Linked DNA regions of Mus musculus: region 2 is linked to region 1. Evidence: chromatin loops called from intact Hi-C (ENCODE). Cell type or tissue: gastrocnemius. All regions are shown on one strand. Each heading gives the region's core, and the rest is flanking DNA. Links, peaks and the distances in the headings are about the cores only.

Region 1 (5,383 bases), core at 214-5,213:
GGGGGCTAGGAGGGGGACCCTGAGACCTTGGGATAGAAAGTTTGCTATGGAGGGCAGCTTTTCTGTGTTGCCCTTGGGTGGAGCACAGAAGGCTGTCTGCTGTGGAATTTATTGACCATGCTTGGTTGCTTCCTGGTCCTCCCTCCAGGCCCTGCCTTTGCTGTTCTCCCGTTTCTGTCATGGTGAAGAAGTGTATTATCCGTACAGAGTTGGTACTGATGCGGCGGCATGGTAAGGGCTAAGCTGATGCATCTCTGGATAAAAGGCTGGAAGTGCCTGACTCCAAACTCCAAAACAGAAGAATGCTGTCAGCCAGAACAGACATAAAAAAGCACTTCCTGGAGATTTGATTTATTTTTGGCATTTAAAGAGGGTTTTTCTCTTTTTTTATTGGAAGTGCAATTCCTAAAAGACTGTTCTAGGGTCTCTATCTCAGTATGCATTTATTGACCTTTTAGCACCTTGTGGGGGGAACTTTTTATCTGAAGGTGCAAGGTTGAAAAGCCATTTCTGTTTAGAATGTATGCATTTTCTCAACTACCTACAGTATTACAGAAAAAAATGTACACAATTGGTGGATATCTGGGGGGAAATTCTATTCTTACACTCTGTAGGTCTGGAAAAAACGTAGGAACTAAAATGCTGGAAGTAAACACAGGCAAATGTGTTTTCTCTTCCCTTAAGGAAGCGAAGAGAAATCAAAGGAAGCAATTAGTTAGAATACCTTCCAAGGGCATTGAGGGGTGTGGGGAAGAGCTGAGGTACAGATTTCATTTGCTCCATTGCCCATGTTCTCTGTGCTCTCCCTCCCTCCCTCCCTCCTCCACCACATCTCTATCTGCCTCTGCCTGCCTGCCCCTGTTGCTCTTTTTCTCTGTGTGCATGTGTGCATACTCAGAGAGAGAGGGGGGAAGGGAGAGAGAGAGAGAGAGACAGAGAGAGAGAAAGAGACAGAGAGAGAGAGACAGAGAGAGAGAGTGTGTGCGCAAAACACTCATTCCTGCATATATTTACAGAGGCCAGAAGTTGACATCTGTGTCTCTCTTAATCACTGTCTGCCTTAATTTTTGAGACAGAGTTTCACTGAACCTGGGGTTAGCCGGCCAGTAAGCTCCTGGGATGACAGAAGTGAGCTATGTGTCTGGGGATCTGCACTCAAGTTCTCAGACTTGCACAGTAAACACTTCTTTGTAGACGGAGCCATTCCCAGCCTCCAGCCTCCTCGTTGGACTTCTTGTGCTATTTCGGCTCCCTAAAGGAAAGGACGGCAAAGACAGGACTTTCCTCTGGTCCTGCTGCTGAACCTTGCAGCACTCTTCTGTATTTCTGCTTCTAATTTACCGAAGTAAAAGATATAGGAGATCAGAGCCTAAGAATGCCCTTTGTGAAACTATTTATTTGGGCTTCAGAGGGTAGGGCTCCTCTGTGGTACAACTCCTTCTTTGCTTTACTAAGCCTGGATTCAGTGCTTAGTGTACACACACACATACACATCTCAGATCCAACCAATTGAACAAACAGCTTCTGTGAACCGAGTAGCACAGGGGGCAGTGTGTGTGTGTGTGTGTGTGTGTGTATGTTTTATCCACTGAGAGAAAAAATGGGTAGTTTGGAGTCTGAACATTGCTTTCTAGTAGCATGAAACAAACTGAGTCCATGGTATGCAGTGTTTAGAGGGAATATCAGGTGCACATGCATGTGATAAACACACAGTAGGCACTGAACACCATACTCTGCATTGCTTCCGCCAGCCCGTGCTTTGTTGGAAGGACATAGGGAACATTAGACGGACTATTGGAGGGTCTTAACCTGCCTTCCTGGGCTGTTTCCACTAACAACAGATCTCTGCCTTCTGATGCCAGGCCTGTGGGTTAAGATGGTAAACGTGTTTGGCAGTGACAGACCATGATGCTCCCCTCCCCTCCTCACCGTTCTGTCAATCTCTCCTGACAAGAGGATCCCCAGATAGATTTTTAGAGTTCCGAAATGTTGTCAGAGCTATGGGCAAAATTATGCAGCCACAGAACCTGTTCCTGAGAGCCTTGTACCTCCCTGACAGTACAGCCCTTGGGATAAAGCTAACAGGTGACGACTATGTCTTAATGCTGTGAGATCTGTGTACCGTAAGTACAAAGAGACAGTCACTTTTGTCCTGGTGTCCACATGCTCTGCCCTCTTGTGGGTCTTTACAGAAATGTAAACACACAAGGGATGTATTTTCACCTCGATTCATCTCTAGTAACTCATTTAAGCCAAGCATTTTTAAAAGGTGGTTGGTGAAAGAGCCACTGTGAAGTCAACCGATGCAGTGGTTACTTTTGTCCACAAGGTGGCGCATCGGCCGATAGCCTTTGTGGTGGATACAAGCCAAACTGTTGCTTTCCCTTTTAAAGGATCTCTGATGCATGTGAAAGAAAGGTGCACTCTGTTGGCAAGATGACTCACCAAGGCACTGTGACTCACAAGCCATAGGAGGAAAAACAGTCAGAGCACACGAAACCATTCGTGAGAAAGCCAATTGGATAATCTGAGATTAAAACGCTTTTTGACGTCACATGGAGATTTTCTCCGTGGTAGTTGGCCTCAGATCACTGCTGCAAAGGAGAAAAAGGTGTTCCTCTCGATAGTGTTTTGAGCTTTAGGGAATAATGTGTGGACGATGCTTTTGTATCCTGGGTTTCCGTGTTTGAGTTATCACCGAAAGGCTGTATATATTTGAGCTGGAGAAATCCCTTCCAGTAACTTAAAAGGAATTGGTGAAACATGCTAAGCGTACGCTCCTTTTGAAGGAGTAGACTTTATGTTACTGGATGCATTATCAATAACTCACTGCATGTGTAATCAAACACCACAGCTAAATAACTCCACGGTGGGAGTGTATTAGTTGTGGCTTTTATGGAAAAACCGGTCAAAGGTGTTTCGTTAGAAGCAAGCAGTAGACATTTACCTTTCTCCCTGCGAGTATCCCTCCTGGAAGTGGGGCAGTGAAATCACTGGCGTGCATTTTAAAACTTGTGCTTCAGGCCCAAATAAGGGTGCTCTCTAGACTTATTTCTAATCAATTTTTATATTTTGTTATATTTTCCCTGGAAAGAAACCTGCTTTTTTTTTTTCCATGATTCAGGGTGAAGAATCTACCGTAGAATCTGATTTAATCTGTTAGTATTATCCTCGGGTAAAACAGCCACGATGTCCCCATCCAGTTGTGTCCTGTATTCTGCAGAGGACAGTTAAAGAATACAATTAACAGGCCGCTCACAGATAGCCTTACCTGCCGTCTCTGAGGAGAGCTCTGACAGGATTTCAAGGTTGTCAGGAGAGGTATGAAATTGTCACCAGAGTCTGGTGGCTTTGGAGAGACCCGGAGAAAGGAAAGATGAAGTTTACATTTAATAATAGAGCTGTGTAGTGTGGGTAGGAAGGGCAGAGAGGGCAGGGTGGCCCCACTCCAGTGACCTTGGGTCTGAGAGGAAGGAACGTGCAGAGAAAGTTTTGCCTTCCTGTGGCAATACTAGTCTTCAGGAGATGAGAGCCACCTTTTCCTATGGCCACAGGCCCCATGCGCCTCCTCCTTGCTGTTTCTCTCAGCCACGCCCCTTTTCTCGAGTGTTATGGTCACTCCCGAAGGTGATTGACAGATAGTGAGAGGGTCTTGAAGGCACTGAATCTTTTTTTTTTTTTTTTTTTTGGGGGTGTGGGCACTATTTCTTTTTTTTTTAATTTTTTATTAGGTATTTAGCTCATTTACATTTCCAATGCTATACCAAAAGTCCCCCATACCCACCCACCCCCACTCCCCTACCCACCCACTCCCCCTTTTTGGCCCTGGAGTTCCCCTGTACTGGGGCATATAAACTTTGCGTGTCCAATGGGCCTCTCTTTCCAGTGATGGCCAACTAGGCCATCTTTTGATACATATGCAGCTAGAGTCAAGAGCTCCGGGGTACTGGTTAGTTCATAATGTTGTTCTACCTATAGGGTTGCAGATCCCTTTAGCTCCTTGGGTACTTTCTCTAGCTCCTCCATTGGGAGCCCTGTGATCCATCCAATAGTTGACTGTGAGCATCCACTTCTGTGTTTGCTAGGCCCCGGCATAGTCTCACAAGAGACAGCTACATCTGGGTCCTTTCGATAAAATCTTGCTAGTGTATGCAATGGTGTCAGCGTTTGGATGCTGATTATGGGGTGAATCCCTGGATATGGCAGTCTCTACATGGTCCATCCTTTCATCTCAGCTCCAAACTTTGTCTCTGTAACTCCTTCCAAGGGTGTTTTGTTCCCACTTCTAAGGAGGGGCATAGTGTCCACACTTCAGTCTTCATTTTTCTTGAGTTTCATGTGTTTAAGAAATTGATTCTTATATCTTGGGTATCCTAGGTTTTGGGCTAATATCCACTTATCAGTGAGTACATATTGTGTGAGTTCCTTTGTGAATGTGTTACCTCACTCAGGATGATGCCCTCCAGGTCCATCCATTTGGCTAGGAATTTCATAAATTCATTCTTTTTAATAGCTGAGTAGTACTCCATTGTGTAGATGTACCACATTTTCTGTATCCATTCCTCTGTTGAGGGGCATCTGGGTTCTTTCCAGCTTCTGGCTATTATAAATAAGGCTGCTATGAACATAGTGGAGCATGTGTCCTTCTTACCAGTTGGGGCATCTTCTGGATATAGAAGGCACTGAATCTTAATCTGCACGAGTATTAAAAGTAGAACAAAGTTGTTTCCTGCAAATCTAGCCGGCAGGAGAATGGCCGAATAATGTAACCTTTAGTTCTGTGGTCCTTGTAAGTGTATCCAAGTTCAGGGTGACCTGTAGTTAGAGATTATGACCCACTGTGCCCCACCTGCTTGTTACATTTTATCACTGCCCTGCTCTTGTACCACTGTTCTGCTGATGTGGCATGCTTCCAGACCCTCCCCACATCCTTTTTGCCTCACTGAGAGTTTCTCTTTCCTTTTCCTATGACCTGTATACACTCTACACTCCCCTGGGAGTGTCAGAAACCGCTAATGCTTGGTCCTTCCCCAGAGGATGATGGCTCAGTTGGCCTTGGTGTGGCCTTAGCCTCGTGGATTTATAAAAGGTGCGTCTGTGGTCCCGAATCTCTGCTGCTGACTGGTTTACCTCTCATGCCAAACCCTTCCTTGCTCTCAGCCCGCTCACCCAACATCCTCACTCTGCATTAAAGCAGCAGTGCACCCTGCAATACTGACCTCTCTCTCTCTTCACTTCCTCCCTTTCATTTATTTATTCAGTGTCTTAGAACCGGAGGCTGAGTCTCTCCCCCTCCCTATTCTCAAAATCCATCCTGATGTCTAATGCTTAGTAGATGCCAAGTGATTGGTTTCTGAATTGAGGGGATAAAAAAATACTAATA
Region 2 (5,383 bases), core at 64-5,063, 200 kb after region 1:
TTGGTCGCCTGTTAGAGGTCTGTGTGATTTCGATTTGCTGATGTATATTCCAGACAGCTGTTTTAAAGTCGAGAAGCCTATCTGTCTTAGTTTTCTATTGCTGTGAAAAGATACTGTCGCCAAGGCAGCTTATAAATGGAAGCAGATGATTTGGGGGCTCAGTGTTCCAGACGGTTAGAGTCTATGACCATCATGGCAAGGAGCATGGCAGCAGGCAGGCAGGCAGGCAAAGTGTGCTGGAACTGTAGTGAGAACTTACATCTGATCCACAAACAAGAGACAGAAGAGGGCTCTTGGAACCTTTAAGCCTGACCCCAGTGACATATCCTCCAGCAAGGCCACACCTCCTAATCCTTCCCACACAATTCTCCCAACTGGGTACCAACGGTTTAAATATAGGAGCCTATGGAAGCCATTCTCGTTCAGATCACACCTCTCAGCTATGGATCGCCCAATAGCCTCCTTCTACCTCCTTTTCTATGTCCTTGCTCTCCTCTGGGGGGCAGAGGATGCTCTATCCATCTCATTTGTGGTCTTTTTCACAGGACCGTCCTCTGATTGACAGAGCAGAGAACTGCAAGGGTTTCCTTCCTAGAAGTGCTTCTCTGCCTGCTCTCCAGGCCTGACCCACCATGCTTATCCATCACACATGTCAAGAGGCTACTTTGAGTAGAAGTCCTCATTCCCCATCTCTGCCCATTCTCTTAGGTTCATGGGTGATACTTACTTTCTCCTATCTTTCTGCTCTTCTGCTTCTCCTAAGATCAGAATGTCTGTGGGACACATTGCATTCTCCTCCCATTTTTTGTCCCATCTCCGTTCTCCCGTCACCATTTAGAACATGTTCTTCACGCCAACCATGAGGATTATATAGCTCTCTGACGGACTATTAGGAAAGAGAAATTGACTCTTTGTCTTACCCAATAATTTTAGAACTCTGCATCTTACTTTATGATACTTCCCCACCCCCACCCCCACCCCCCACCCACCCCCACACACACCTTTTCCTAGGGTGATACAACCTGATTATTGTCTGCTATGGGTTTCTCCATTTAGATGTATCCCTACCAGTTCTTTATTGTTTATCTTTCTTATTTTTCTTTTTAATCATCAAAATCATACATGAGAATAAAGTTTAACCAACTAGGTTGCCTACTCTTCCCTGAAGAAAGAAGATATGGATCTATTACAGACATAAAGTATCTTCGACGATATTTTGAAAAATACCCCCAAAATCTGGTGAATTGTCCATACAATTTTTATTCTTGTTTGTCTTCTCTTTGTAAAAAGAAGTGCAATAGTTCCAGCACAAAAATATGGTATTACATACATATGAGCATAAGAAAGGTAGCTTTGAATTTCTAACAGTGAGTCATCTGCTCAAGTACATTTCTTTTATATATATTTTTTATTAGATATTTTCTTTATTTACATTTCAAATGCTGTCCAGAAGTCCCCCCCCACCCTGCTCCCCTAACCACCCACTCCCACTTCTTGGCCCTGGCGTACCCCTATACTGGGGCATATAAAGTTTGCAAGACCAAAGGGCCTCTCTTCCCAGTGATGGCCGACTAGGCCAACTTCTGCTTCTGTGCAGTAGCTGGATATAAAATTAACTTGTTTATCTTTCTTACAGTTGAGTATTGTAAGCATCCATTTGTTTAATAACATAAGAGAGTTTCTGTCTTCCAACTGTTCATTGTGTTTTTTGTTCTTCCTCCTGTATATAGCATCCTTTCTATTTTCTTTCTACATTTTTTCCTACATTTTATTTTGACCCCTCTTTGGTTCTATTTTTGTAGACTTTCTCATTTAGAAAAGTCAGTGTGCATATCAGACCTTTTTCCTTAAGTTCAGGAAAGAGTTTAGAAGCCGACCTAATGGACTTACAGATGTGAACCACCTTGAGCAATACTCGTTCATTTTTAGGTGCTGAACACAGGGGTAGGAATGAATCAAGAGAGTTTACAGCAGAATTGCCACTAGGCCAGGATCAGGTAGAGTCTTCATGGAAACTCTGCATCCTCCCTGGATGTAGATACACAGACACAGATTCTTAAACAGGGAGTTGAAAGCTACCCAGTCCTAACAACTTGGCCCAGAGAAATTAATCTCTATATAGTACACACAAATCTGTCCATAGATATTAGCTTTTTAATACTATTCTGTTTGGGCATGGGGCATCTGGAGGGAGAGTAAAAGATCTGTAAAAAGGACATTACGAAACATATGAGGGGAATGAGTTGCAAAGGATTAGACCTTCTGTTTTCTACCATTTTTTTTCCAGAGCTACCCTCCCAGTTGGGTGACAAACCTATCTTCCCATCCCACTTGCCTTCCTTGGAGAAGCAGTGACTGATATTGACATATTGATAAATGAATGAGCAGTCTGGATCCCAGACTATATCCACTGTTGTATTGGCTTAGTGGCTGTCCAATAAGTAGAACATCTTGCTGAGTGTCTGTGTGTTGGCCAAGACCAGCTATGTTCTAAGGCCTTCAAAGGCTCAGTTTCTTCTCAGTTCATCAGCTTTATGGCAACTGCAACTCAACTGTGCTTCCTCTCCTCTCTATATAATTATTTTGTCTGTAAGGAAATGTCAGTAATTCTGACAAATTCAATCCCATGTTTACCGACTGCCTTGCCTTCTGAATCATAGGTTACTAAATCAAGTCATACAGGTTAGAAGACAGGTTACACTTGAGTGTCACACCCACTCTTATCATCAGGGAGTGTGGGAATCTATCAAGTACTTGCTCTGTATTAGCTAATATATCGCTAGCTGTGTGTGTACTTTACCTAGTCTTACCTTTTCAGTGTGGGTAAATTCAGATCTTCCCAAACCTTTTCAGGGAAAATAATCCAATATATTTAGTTAAAATTAGTGTTGGGGTCTGGGAGGTGGCAGGCAGCACTTAAGAGCAAGTACCACTCTTTCAGAGGACCAGAATTTGGAGGTAGCACTTAAGAGCGTGTACCACTCTTTCAGAGGACCAGAATTTGGTTCCCAGCACGAATGTTGGGTTACTCATAGTGATCTGTGATTTCAGATCCTGGGTATCCAGAGCCCTCTTCTGGACTCTTTGAGTACCTGCACCCATATATGCACATTCATACTTTTAGATCACATAATTGTAAAAAGTCTTTGACATTAGCTATTAGCATCGGAAGGTTTCAGATATTCCTGAAAATGGAAAGCAGAGGTGGTGAAGAGGGAAAAGTAAAGGGTTGATTATATCAGTGGACCCATTTAAGTTGCTGCCATGCTTATAGGCAATGCCAACTAAATGAACTTTTTAGAAAGATTATGGAGGAGAGTTGGGAAGTAAAGACATCAGGTCTTACTTAAGCCCATTCAGAGCAGAATTCTCGCCCTATGTATATATCTTCACCCTCTGTGTATATGACTAAGCACTCCTCTTGGAAACTTGACTCCCCTTCCCACACCTTTTCCCTCTGTGGCTGCAACCCTAGTCGCATACAGTCTTTCTAATATTCCTGGTCAGCTAGTCAGCTATTTCTTATCCCTCAACTGCTCTCTTCTTTCATGGGGTAGATACCTGAATTCAAGATTTTTCTAGCACAATTTCAAATCCTCTCTCACAACCTTGATTGCTCTTCTATGGCACCCCTCTTCCTCAACAAGCTCAGGAAATCTTTGGTTTGTCTATGGGATGTAGAGAGGGTACTCAAAGGGGAGTTTTCCTTGTGTTTGCCTGTGATATTTCCTGAAGTCATGCTAGGACCTAAGAAATGTTTGTACTGATATCCTTGGTGACAAAGAGTTGTAAGAGAAAGCCTTCAGAATTTAATAACATTGTTGTAAGAATACTGAGAATTTAGGGTTCTGTGAGGGTATTGATGGATGTCTTCATACTGCTCAATCTTGTGTCTCATAAGAGAAAGAGTAGACGCTTAGTGGAAATGACTATTCAGCAAGCATCTTTAAAAATGTCTGTGTAAGTCTGAGCCTATTCAGTTCTGGAAATACAGAATACAGTATAATCTGGCCTTTGCCCTGAGAAACAGTCTCACAGGGAAGGCAGCAGTAAGCAGCCAAGTAAATACCACGTGGCTGCTATCTAGGAAGACCCTCTTTCAGAGCACTGGAGGGTACGGAACATGCTGGACTGCCCTTTCTCTCCAGGATGACATCATTGAGTGAAATGTTCTTTTAGATTCTTCATATTGTCAGCACTGACTCAGTACAGACATTACATGTACTGAGAGGTTTTAGATGGGTCATCTCATTTTCATTTTCATATGCCAACTCCCAGAGGTTGGTTCTGTTATGGACCAATATTATAATTAGGGAAAATAGGCAGAGATTAAATAACTTGCTTAAGGTTAGATTAAGTGTTGAGGCCAGAATCAAAGACAATATGACTCCTTTCTCAGAGGGAGACATGATCTAGAACAGTGACTCCCAACAAGAAGGCATTGGCAGTGTCTGCAGACATTTTTGATTGGCACCTCTGCTATCTAATGGAAAGAGTCTGGGATGTTGCCAAACATTTTCCAAAGTACAAGGAAGCCTGCAAACCAAAGGATGGCCCAGGCTACACAATCACTAGAGAGAAACTCAACGATTGCATGGGTTTCTTTACACTTCTCAGAGTGTACTTTATACCATTGAGAGTGGCCAGACATCTCTGGGTATTCATGAGGATCTTACAATCTGGGATCTTTTGAGATTCCAGAGACCAGTGATGTTCAAGCCTCCTAGACATGGGGCTAGAGAGATGGCTCAGCAGTCTAGAACACTTGTAGACTGAGTTCCCAGCACTCACATTTAGTGGTTCACAACTGTGTGTAATCTCAGTTTCAGGAGACAGGATGACTTCCTTGGGCCACTAGGGGGTACCTGTAAGCACACGGAGCACATGGTGGTGCACTTTAATCCAGGCAGAGGCAGGCGGATTTCTGAGTTCAAGGCCAGCCTGGTCTACAGTGTGAGTTCTAGGACAGCCAAGGCTACACAGAGAAACCCTGTCTCAAAAAAAAAAAAAAAAAAAAAAAAAAACAAAAAACAACAACAGCAACAAATAAAAAATAAAATAAAGAACATTAAAATTTTCTAACAAAAATTTTATAAGACAGAATGTGTGCGTGTGGACTCTGCATACTCCCACATGTGGCAAACCATCTCTACGTACTCTTCGATATAAAATAAAACCTGTATCCTGAGGCAATGGATGCTATAACATATTGTTTGGGGAACAAGAAAAGAGCCCACCCATCCATGTTCACTAGTCACACAATTTTATTTGCCGGGTTTGTTGTTGTTACTGTTATTTCTTTGGTTTTGTATTCTTGAACCAGGGTCTTGCTATGTAGAGCGGATGGCCCTAGAACCCAGGCAGTGGCTCGTCTCTGCTTTCT

Evidence for each region. Peaks named below come from ENCODE experiments on the same cell type or tissue, not always from the same donor. Only the 100,000 strongest peaks of a DNase experiment are listed, where the experiment ranks them.
Region 2: it touches region 1 in a loop (2.9-fold over the local background); 12 of 42 quality-filtered maps call a loop at or near these places.

What each region holds. Positions count from the first base shown.
Region 1 is chr13:103,107,070-103,112,452 of GRCm38, reverse strand. The region is part of intron 3 of Mast4 (microtubule associated serine/threonine kinase family member 4); the gene reads left to right. Among named protein-coding and RNA genes, the nearest start is that of Gm30050, 13 kb to the right of the region's middle. In gastrocnemius, for the core only: a CTCF peak has its summit at 2,308 (motif pointing right); a DNase peak (open chromatin) is centred at 2,333; H3K4me3 peaks cover 422 bases.
Region 2 is chr13:102,907,546-102,912,928 of GRCm38, reverse strand. All of the region lies in intron 4 of Mast4 (microtubule associated serine/threonine kinase family member 4), which reads left to right. It overlaps Gm30106 (a long non-coding RNA gene), which reads right to left and starts at 5,127. Exons shown (of 4, transcript XR_382843.4): 1 at 1-5,127. In gastrocnemius, for the core only: a CTCF peak has its summit at 3,076 (motif pointing left); no DNase peak of the experiment used is centred there.